Linked DNA regions of Homo sapiens: all the other regions are linked to region 3. A link is a contact called in ENCODE Hi-C or POLR2A ChIA-PET data. All regions are on one chromosome and are shown on one strand. The core of a region is the stretch at or near the end of the contact, and the rest is flanking DNA. Distances in the headings are between cores, read along the strand shown. Region 1 has its middle 120 kb from the start of LIPC. Region 2 overlaps LIPC (lipase C, hepatic type). Region 3 holds the start of LIPC (lipase C, hepatic type).

Region 1 (2,700 bases), core at 174-2,673, 120 kb before region 3:
TGAGATTTTGTCCCAGCTCTGTCACTCACAGGGTTGTCACCCTGTCACCAAAAGGAGACAACTCACTCAGTCTCTTGCCTCCGCTTCCTTACCTATAATGTTGGAGGTGGATGATATCATCTCTGTTTCCTCCTCAGGTTCCCCCAGAACCTGGGTGAACTGTCCTCAGGGGCCCCACCTTGGCCCCCCGCCTGAGGCTCTCAGCCAGCGTGACCAGTGTGGCTTCCCAGGAGACCACCCCCAGAGAAGGTAATAAATGCCATGGCTGGGAGAAAAGAGCTGTCCTGTTCCTAAAATGGATGTCCCCATTGTGAATCACTAAGCTAGGAGTCTTCCTTACATCCTTTATCTGTCTTTTTGAGCCCTGCCAGTTCCGGGTCATGACAAGGCTGAGGGACTATTGCTGGGGTAAGACCACGCCAGGCCCTCCACAGGTGTCTCCTGACAAGACCTTATTCAGTTCCCTTCCTTCTCTTTGTTACCGAACCCACTTGTCCAGCACTTACTGAGGCTCTCTTGACCCAGGAGCTTATAGTCTAGTTGGGGACAAAGATGTTGCTATGGTTGAACTGTATTTTCCCTAAATTTTTATGTGAAGTCTAACCCCCAGTACCTCAGCATGTGACCTTGTCTGGAAATAGGGTCATTGCAGATGGAATTAGTTAAGATGAGGTCGCAAGGGCAGGCCCTAATCCAGTATGACTGGTGTCCTATACAAAGGGGTAATTTCCATGCCAAGGCACACTCAGGGACTCTATGTGAAGAGACAGAGAAGACAGCCACCCACACTCCAGGCAGAGAGGCCTGGCGTGGATCCTTCCGTCAGAGCCCTTAGAAGGAAGCAACCCTGCTGGCACCTTGTTCTCAGACTTCTAGCCTCCAGAACTGTGAGACAGTAGACGTCTATTGTGAAAGCCACCCACTTTATGGCACTTTGTTTCAGCAGCCCTAGGGAACCAGCAAAGACGTGTACTTGGCAACTGCCAAGCACAAGGCAAGGCCAAGCCTGACAGAGGATTCAGCTGGTAAAGAAACAGCTAAGCCTTTTCAGACTCCATTCACCACCTGTGTGGAGTGAGAGGAGGAGGAGCCAAAAGTGCAAGGTCCCTGCGGCCCTTGTGCAGGGTGACACCAGAGTAAAAGGGGCCACATGTCAGAAGCACCAATGACAGGATGCCTATTGTAGAGGAGCCAACGCCCTCTGCAGCTAAGCAGCTTTATGGCCTGCAGCAGCATCTTGAGGGGTGAGGCAAAAGGCCTCATATCTCATCAGAACCCAAGGAGACGAGCAGCTGTCTCAGGACGGCCTCCTTGGTATATGTAAGGAAACGAGTGAGAAATGCCCTTGTAGCAGCTCTTTGCAATTGTCCCGTGCTGTTGTGTTCAAGGAGAGCCACAGGCAGGCATTCTGCCAAGACTGAGATCTGCTGTGGGTCAAGTCTCGGCGCATGCGGATATGGGCAGGGTTTCCAGGGTGCCACAGCACAGCCACTTCCCCAACCACCGCACTTACAAGGAGAAGACAGTATGTGTCGGGATTAGGAGCCCAGCCTCCCAGCGCACAGAAGCTCGGCGCAGTAGGACGGTGGAGCAGAGGGCTTGAAGGAGGCAGCTTCAAAGGAGTAATCATAGATTAGTTGTGGGCTATCCAAGAATGAGCTTCCTGTTTTTAGGAAATAACCTTTTTAAAAATTCTTGGCCGGGTGCGGTGGCTCACTCGTGTAATCCCAGCACTTTGGGAGGCCAAGGTGGGTGGATCACCTTAAGTCAGGTGTTCGAAGCCAGCCTGGCCAACATAGCAAAACCCCGTCTCTACTAAAAATATGAAAATTAGCCGGGCGTGGTTGCGGGCACCTGTAGTCCCAACTACTTGGAAGGCTGAGACAGGAGAATCGCTTGAACCCAGGAGGTGGAGGTTGCAGTGAGCCAAGATCATGCCACTGCACTCTAGCCTGGGCAACAGAGCAAGACTACATCTAAAAAAAAAGGGAAGGCCAGGTGCGGTGGCTCACGCCTGTAATCCCAGCACTTTGGGAGGCTGAGGCGGGCAGATCACGAGGTCAGAAGATCGAGACTATCCTGGCTAACATGATGAAACCCCATCTCTACTTTAAAAAATACAAAAAATTAGCCGGGCGTGGTGGCGGGCACCTGTAGTCCCAGCTACTCGGGAGGCTGAGACAGGAGAATGGCGTGAACCCGGGAGGCGGAGCTTGCAGTGAGCCAAGATCGTGCCACTGCATTCCAGTTTGGGTGACAGAGCGAGACTCCAACTCAAAAAAAAAAAAAAAAAAAAAAAATTCCTGGCGTCGGGCAGGTACAACATGAAAAATTTAGAAAATTAAAATCTAAAAGTCATAGACATAACGCTGAGCAAGCCATACACACAAAGCATACATACTTAATGAGTCCATTGCTATGAGGTTCTAGAATAAGCACACTCATCTAAGGAAATGATGAGTTTCCCTTGCAGGGAAGGTGGGGATTCAGCAGGTCACAAGGGAACTTTCGGGCAGATGGAGATGTCTATATTATGATAGGGACATAAGATACATGGGTGTATTCACTTGTCAAAATTGTACAGTTAAGGTGTGTGTGTTTTGATATGTACATTTTACTTTAAAAATGTATAAAGAAGACAATAACCATCACCTAAAGTCACACCAACCAAAGTTAACCAACCAACACTTTTTAATTACC
Region 2 (2,700 bases), core at 10-2,509, 90 kb after region 3:
TGTGCCTATTTAGAAACTCATTTCCTGCTCTTAAAGCGCTCAGCCCTCTCCCCTACACATAAAGCCTTGCCTCCATGAAAGCAGGGAGGACTAGCCTTCGAAACCCCAGCACACAGAGGTGAGTGTGAGCACAGCTCAACAGTATACAAGCCCGCTGGAAAGCTGCCCCAGACAGAATTTCCTCAGTTGCATCCTATGGACTATCAGTCCCAGAAACGCTTGGCCAAAAAAGGAAATACGGAGGGCGGGGGCAGCTTGCTTCAAAGTAATTGAGGTTGAGAGCCGCTGTATACCATCTGCCCCTTCTAGAGATTAAATTCACAGTAGCTTCTTCTCTCGGGCCAGCAGGAAGCCTGATTAATGCCGCTTAATACGACACTTCCCATATTTATTTGGCCACAAAACTCCTTTTTCCCCATAACTCCTATTAATATCACAGGAAACAGTTTGAGATCAGAAAAGCCTTCACAAAGGCAATTTTTAAAGACTGAGTTATAAGGCTCAAAATAAATGAGGAATTCTAGAAAAGGAAGGGAGGAGGGAGAAGGACACTGGTTTGGGGTCTGGAGGGCTTTAAGATGAGGGCGAAACAAGGACCACCCATGATTCCAAAGAATATCCGGAACTTGCTTGTTGTCTGTTGGTGCCTTTCTTTCAGCTCATTCCTAGAGGGCGGACAGAGGCAGGAGTTGCTGTGTTGCTGGCCAGTGGCTCCTGACCATAGGAAGGGGACTGTGGGTGTGAGAAGTAAAGCAGAGCAGGCCCCTGCCTCTGTTCTCCCCTTCCCCCTGGTATTGGCTCACCGTGACAAATCTTTCCCTAGGAAGGGCAGAAAATGAATTATCCTGTTAAATCAATTCAGCAGATAACCCACCTCTGTGCAGGCCTTGTGCTGGGACCACACAGATGCATAAGACACGTACAGCTTAGAGCCTAGTCATGAAATGGGAAATAAACAGCCCCATCCTCAAGGTCTGAACAGGGGATTGGGGAGCACAGAGAAGGGCCCCACCCCGACCAGCTGTCAAGAGAACTATCCATACATTCTAATTCCTCCAAGGTTGAGGGCTAAGGTGTAGGAAGAGGAGAGAGGTTCCAAGCAGAAGGAATTGCAGAAGCAAAGGCACAGAGGCATCCGGGACCTGCGAGCAGCTATGGCTGGAGCCGCGTGTCGCAGGATGGAGAGCGTGTGAACAGAGGGGACTGGAAGCGGATCCTCCCAGGAAGCAGTTGCAGGCGGTCATGCTACAGTGAGTTGCTGATAGTAGGAGGGGAAGAAAGAGGAAGGGGGAGTGGAAGATGACTCAGTGGGGGGTGAGCCAGTGCCTGGAAGAGAGGAATGTGTGAGCAGAATGAGGAAGTTAGCAAAAGCTGGTTGAAGGTAGGAGGTGGAAAGACAAGTTCAGCCCTCAACAAGTTAAGCAGGTTATATAAGAAGTCCAGGCATGGATGACGATGATCATAATCATGATGGGGAGGATGACAAAGATGACTAGGAACGCTCTGTCATCTCTCTCTCTCTCTCTCTCTCTCTTTCCTTCCTGGTTGTGTGAGTTTGCAGGGAGACGGGAGGTTGTGAAGAACAATAACCAGAAGAGAGTTTGCGTCTTCATCAGAAAGCACCTGGGGCAGGTAGAGTTGGTGCTAGCTTCTCCATCCATCCCTGACACCCCAGCCCCATTCATCATTCAGCAGAAGACAGGCTGGGCTGGCCCAACTTGGTCCTGTACCCCCACCACCCCAGAACCCCACTGGTCCATAGTGAGGATCCCTTCTCTTTGACTCTCCTCCTTCTCTGTGACTCGCCTAAGCCTGATCCTACACCTTCTCTCCCAGCCACTGCCTCAGCTTCCTCCACCCCCAGCTTGGGACGAGCCACCTCCCTGGCTGGGTAGCATGGGACAAGCCATCTCCCTGCAGAGGCAGAGAACCAGTGACACTACACGCAAACCAAGGCCATGCTGCAAACAGAACACCAAGGCACCCTCGTCTTAGGATGCATTATATTCGGGGTAGATGTTGAATTCTAGTAACACATTCCCTGGGGTGTTTTCAAATCCAGACACACTGGAGCCTTGTTCCAGCCTCACTGTGGGCGAAGGCCCCGGGCTCACCTCCAGCCTCAGGCTGGCTCTGGCTGCTGCCCCTGTTCCATCCTGGCAAGCGGAACTGAACAGGCCCGACTCCACAGCCCCCGGTGCTGCCAGCTGCAAGCTCTGCTGACTCCAACCTCAGGCCCCTGCGTGCCTGCTTCTAAATCCACACGTTCCTGCTCCTTCCTGCCCCTGCTGCCCTCTCAGAATGCCACTTCTTTCTGCCAAGACCTCAGGCATTGCTATGGCCCAGCCCCATCTTTATTGATGTCGGGGCTCTGTCCCCTTGCAGAGCCCATCCCATTGCCACCCACATCTGGGACAGCAAAAGACTTCTCAGTTTCCTCCAGAGTTCAGTTTCTTCCAAAAAGCTCGGCACATCTTAGCTGCCAGTGTGAACTGTGAGCTCCCAGAGATGCCCGTGGCACTTTCCAACATTCGTCACTTTTGACACATCTAAAATATCCTAGCTCCCAGAGCTGCGTGAGCACCAGCCCAGATGGACCGGCTGCTGGGGAAGCATCAGTCTCTCCAGGGCCTCTGTGAAGCCCTGGGGCAGTAGGGGGATGTCTGACAAAGCTTCCTAACTGAGGAGCCCCACTTCCTC
Region 3 (2,700 bases), core at 92-2,591:
CACAGGGGCAACTCCTTCACTTCCTTCAAACCTTTGCTGAAAGTTTAACTTCCCAATGCAATTCACTCTAACCACTCTGCTTAAAATCCCTACCTTCTCCCCAACCCCCTGCTTTTCTTGTAGTGGTTCCCATTACATTCTACCAGTCTACCTAATTTTTTTTTTTTTTTTTTTGAGACGGAGTCTCTCTGTGTCGCCCAGGCTGGAGTACAATGGCGCGATCTCAGTTCACTGCAACCTCCGCCTCCCAGGTTCAAGCGATTCTCCTGCCTCAGCTTCCTGAGTAGCTGGGATTACAGGCACTCACCTCCACGCCCAGCTAACTTTTGTATTTTTAGTACAGATGGGGTTTCACCATGTTGGTCAGGCTGGTCTCGAACTCCTGACCTCGTGATCCGCCCTCCTCGCCTCCCAAAGTGCTGTGATTACAGGAGTGAGCCACCGCTCCTGGCCAGAAATCTCTTCTTTATTATGTCTACTGTCCGTTATCCAACTCCAGAAGGTAAGAACCTCCACTGATACATAAGGACTTGTATACCCCACGTGCCTGCAACAGTGCTTGGCACCTAGTAGGCATACCAAAATATATAAATGTTGAACAAATGAAGAAAGTTAAAGTAAAACTAGAGGTCCAAAAATATCACAAAAGCCATCTATGGTCGCCTTTTCCCTACCTGATTTTGCTGAGTGGCCTTACTTTTCAGTCCTCTACACAGCTGGAACATTAATGAACACAGAGGGGGAAGAAGTGTGTTTACTCTAGGATCACCTCTCAATGGGTCACTTGGCAAGGGCATCTTTGCTTCTTCGTCAGCTCCTTTTGACACGGGGGTGAAGGGTTTTCTGCACCACACTTTGACCACAAGCATCACCAATTTCACTGAACCCAACAGAAATTTGGACCCTCTGGGGGCTCTCTGCGTGGCAGGGCCCTTTTCTTTTTCTTTGGGCTTAGGCTGCAATTTGAAACACCACTTTCCTGAGCCAGCATCCCCCTTGCAGCGCTGTCACAGGGAGGCTTAGGCAGCCACGTGGAAGCCACCTACCCCGACCTTTGGCAGAATTTCCAAACACAACACAGTAGCTTTAAGTTGATTAATTTGGAACTCTGACCTTGGCCCCAAAAGGTAAGAATACATAACAAGGTATTTTATTCTCAAAATGTGTCAGGATAAGAAGCACTTCTGTAAATCGACCTTTTTAAAATAGATATAATTAGATTTGCAGTTGGGGGCAGTAAAGAAAGGGTCTGAACAGTGGATAACATGTTGAGAGGTTAATTATTAATGGGCAGTCTTCCCTAACAAAGTATCTAATAGGCATTGTGGTCTCTTTGGCTTCAGAAATTACCAAGAAAGCCTGGACCCCGGGTGAAACGGAGAAATGGACACAAGTCCCCTGTGTTTCTCCATTCTGTTGGTTTTATGCATCTTTATCCAATCAAGTGCCCTTGGACAAAGCCTGAAACCAGGTAAGAGCCTGACTTTTCTCCAGAGATGGGCATGAACTTTTCTTTTTAAAACGTGTGTCACAAAGAATCCAGGGGTTTCTGACTGTATGGGACAGAGCTTGCTTCAGAGCGTGCCAGGTGGTTCTATACACGACCTCACAGGTTCACAGGGACACGTAGCCGTTTGTAAACAGAAATGAAATTTTAGAAAATCATCCTCGGATTAAAAGTCTTCTAAGAGTGCCTGCAGCTAGCAGTGAAGTCTCTTGCGTATCTGATATGGAAACAGTCATGCTAAAAGTTATTCAGCGGCAAATGATATGAAAGCGATTCAGATCTTCCTGAGAGTTAATGTGGCATCTAATTTGCAACCGGGGAGCCAGGCTTGCAATGAAATGCTCTGTCGGGTTGGGGTTGTCTAATTGCCTGCCTCTCTCAGAAGAGAGGGGAATTTATGAGAGTTCTATTTCCAGTCAGGTCTAAAGTAGAGATATCATTGCACAATTTCTAGACTTTGTTTTGCTGCCAAAATTTTAGTCTGAGGCTGAAGAATCCAACAGCCGTCCTGCCTGTTTTGTTTGTAAATTCACAAACTAGATTGATGGCGAAAGACAGATCAAATGCCTTATCAGGAAGGTAGTAGAGTGGAGCCCAGCTTCCAGGCTAAGCAGTGGACCAATAAATGACGGATCAGTTAATTGAACAATTTGGCCAGACTAGACAGGTGTTTGGGAATTTGTTTTGGTACTGGTTACTGGTCAGGAGCTAGTAACGCTAAGGTAGAGTCTGAGATTTTTCTTTTCTCTAAGACTAGCCTTGGAGAGAGCTCCGACAACTTTGAGAATTAGAAATTCCCTAACGGGATGTACCTAAAAATTTCAGAAGCTTTTTTCCCCTTTAAGAAAAAGGCTGTTCCTTTGTATTTGACTATTTTACTTCATAGGCCAGTTAATAACTGAGTAGCAGTATTAATTATTGCCATTCACTAAGTATTTTCTGTGCCAAGCACTATACTAATTATTTTTGACACATCATCTCATTTATAAAGCCACATCCAAAAATGACCCTTACATAATAATTTAGAGCCATACAGGTAAAATTGCTGGTAATCTTTATTCCCTTGGTTCATAGTGATTTTGCTAAAGGGCCTTTCCTGCCCTTTGCCCCGGAATGTTGTATTTGTTTGTTTACTTTTTAATGAAGTTTATAACACACTTCTAGAAAAGGGCCTCTATCATAAATCCTCAATG

The links. A loop is a pair of places that touch in the nucleus more often than their neighbours do. ChIA-PET counts read pairs that join two places held with the same protein, here RNA polymerase II (POLR2A). Pooled maps may share reads with other maps.
Region 1: a loop to region 3 is called in a map of pancreas, with 2.1 times the contacts of the local background. The contact joins the enhancer-like site here to the promoter of LIPC in region 3. A Hi-C loop is called at or near these places in 2 of 168 maps with a recorded cell type or tissue (naive thymus-derived CD4-positive, alpha-beta T cell and pancreas) and 3 of 50 pooled maps. POLR2A ChIA-PET finds 5 or more read pairs at or near these places in 1 of 52 experiments (CD4-positive, alpha-beta T cell).
Region 2: a map of heart left ventricle shows a loop between it and region 3 (1.9-fold over the local background). The contact joins the enhancer-like site here to the promoter of LIPC in region 3. A Hi-C loop is called at or near these places in 9 of 168 maps with a recorded cell type or tissue (Calu3, PC-9, Right ventricle myocardium inferior and 5 more), 2 of 37 single-sample maps with no recorded cell type and 18 of 50 pooled maps. POLR2A ChIA-PET finds 5 or more read pairs at or near these places in 4 of 52 experiments (Caco-2, PC-9, activated naive CD4-positive, alpha-beta T cell and 1 more).

What each region holds. Positions count from the first base shown.
Region 1 is chr15:58,309,293-58,311,992 of GRCh38, forward strand. No RefSeq gene overlaps it. Among named protein-coding and RNA genes, the nearest start is that of LIPC, 120 kb to the right of the region's middle. Within about 2 kb of position 1,424, at least 4 of the 41 ENCODE cell types and tissues checked have a DNase peak (open chromatin) inside an H3K27ac peak, as active enhancers do.
Region 2 is chr15:58,520,397-58,523,096 of GRCh38, forward strand. All of the region lies in intron 1 of LIPC (lipase C, hepatic type), which reads left to right. Among named protein-coding and RNA genes, the nearest start is that of LIPC-AS1, 23 kb to the left of the region's middle. RefSeq lists an enhancer at 889-2,088. Within about 2 kb of position 1,260, at least 15 of the 41 ENCODE cell types and tissues checked have a DNase peak (open chromatin) inside an H3K27ac peak, as active enhancers do; they include PC-9, breast epithelium, heart left ventricle and 1 more, where a contact is called at or near this core.
Region 3 is chr15:58,430,650-58,433,349 of GRCh38, forward strand. It overlaps LIPC (lipase C, hepatic type), which reads left to right and starts at 1,342. Exons shown (of 9, transcript NM_000236.3): 1 at 1,342-1,471. The coding sequence starts at 1,384.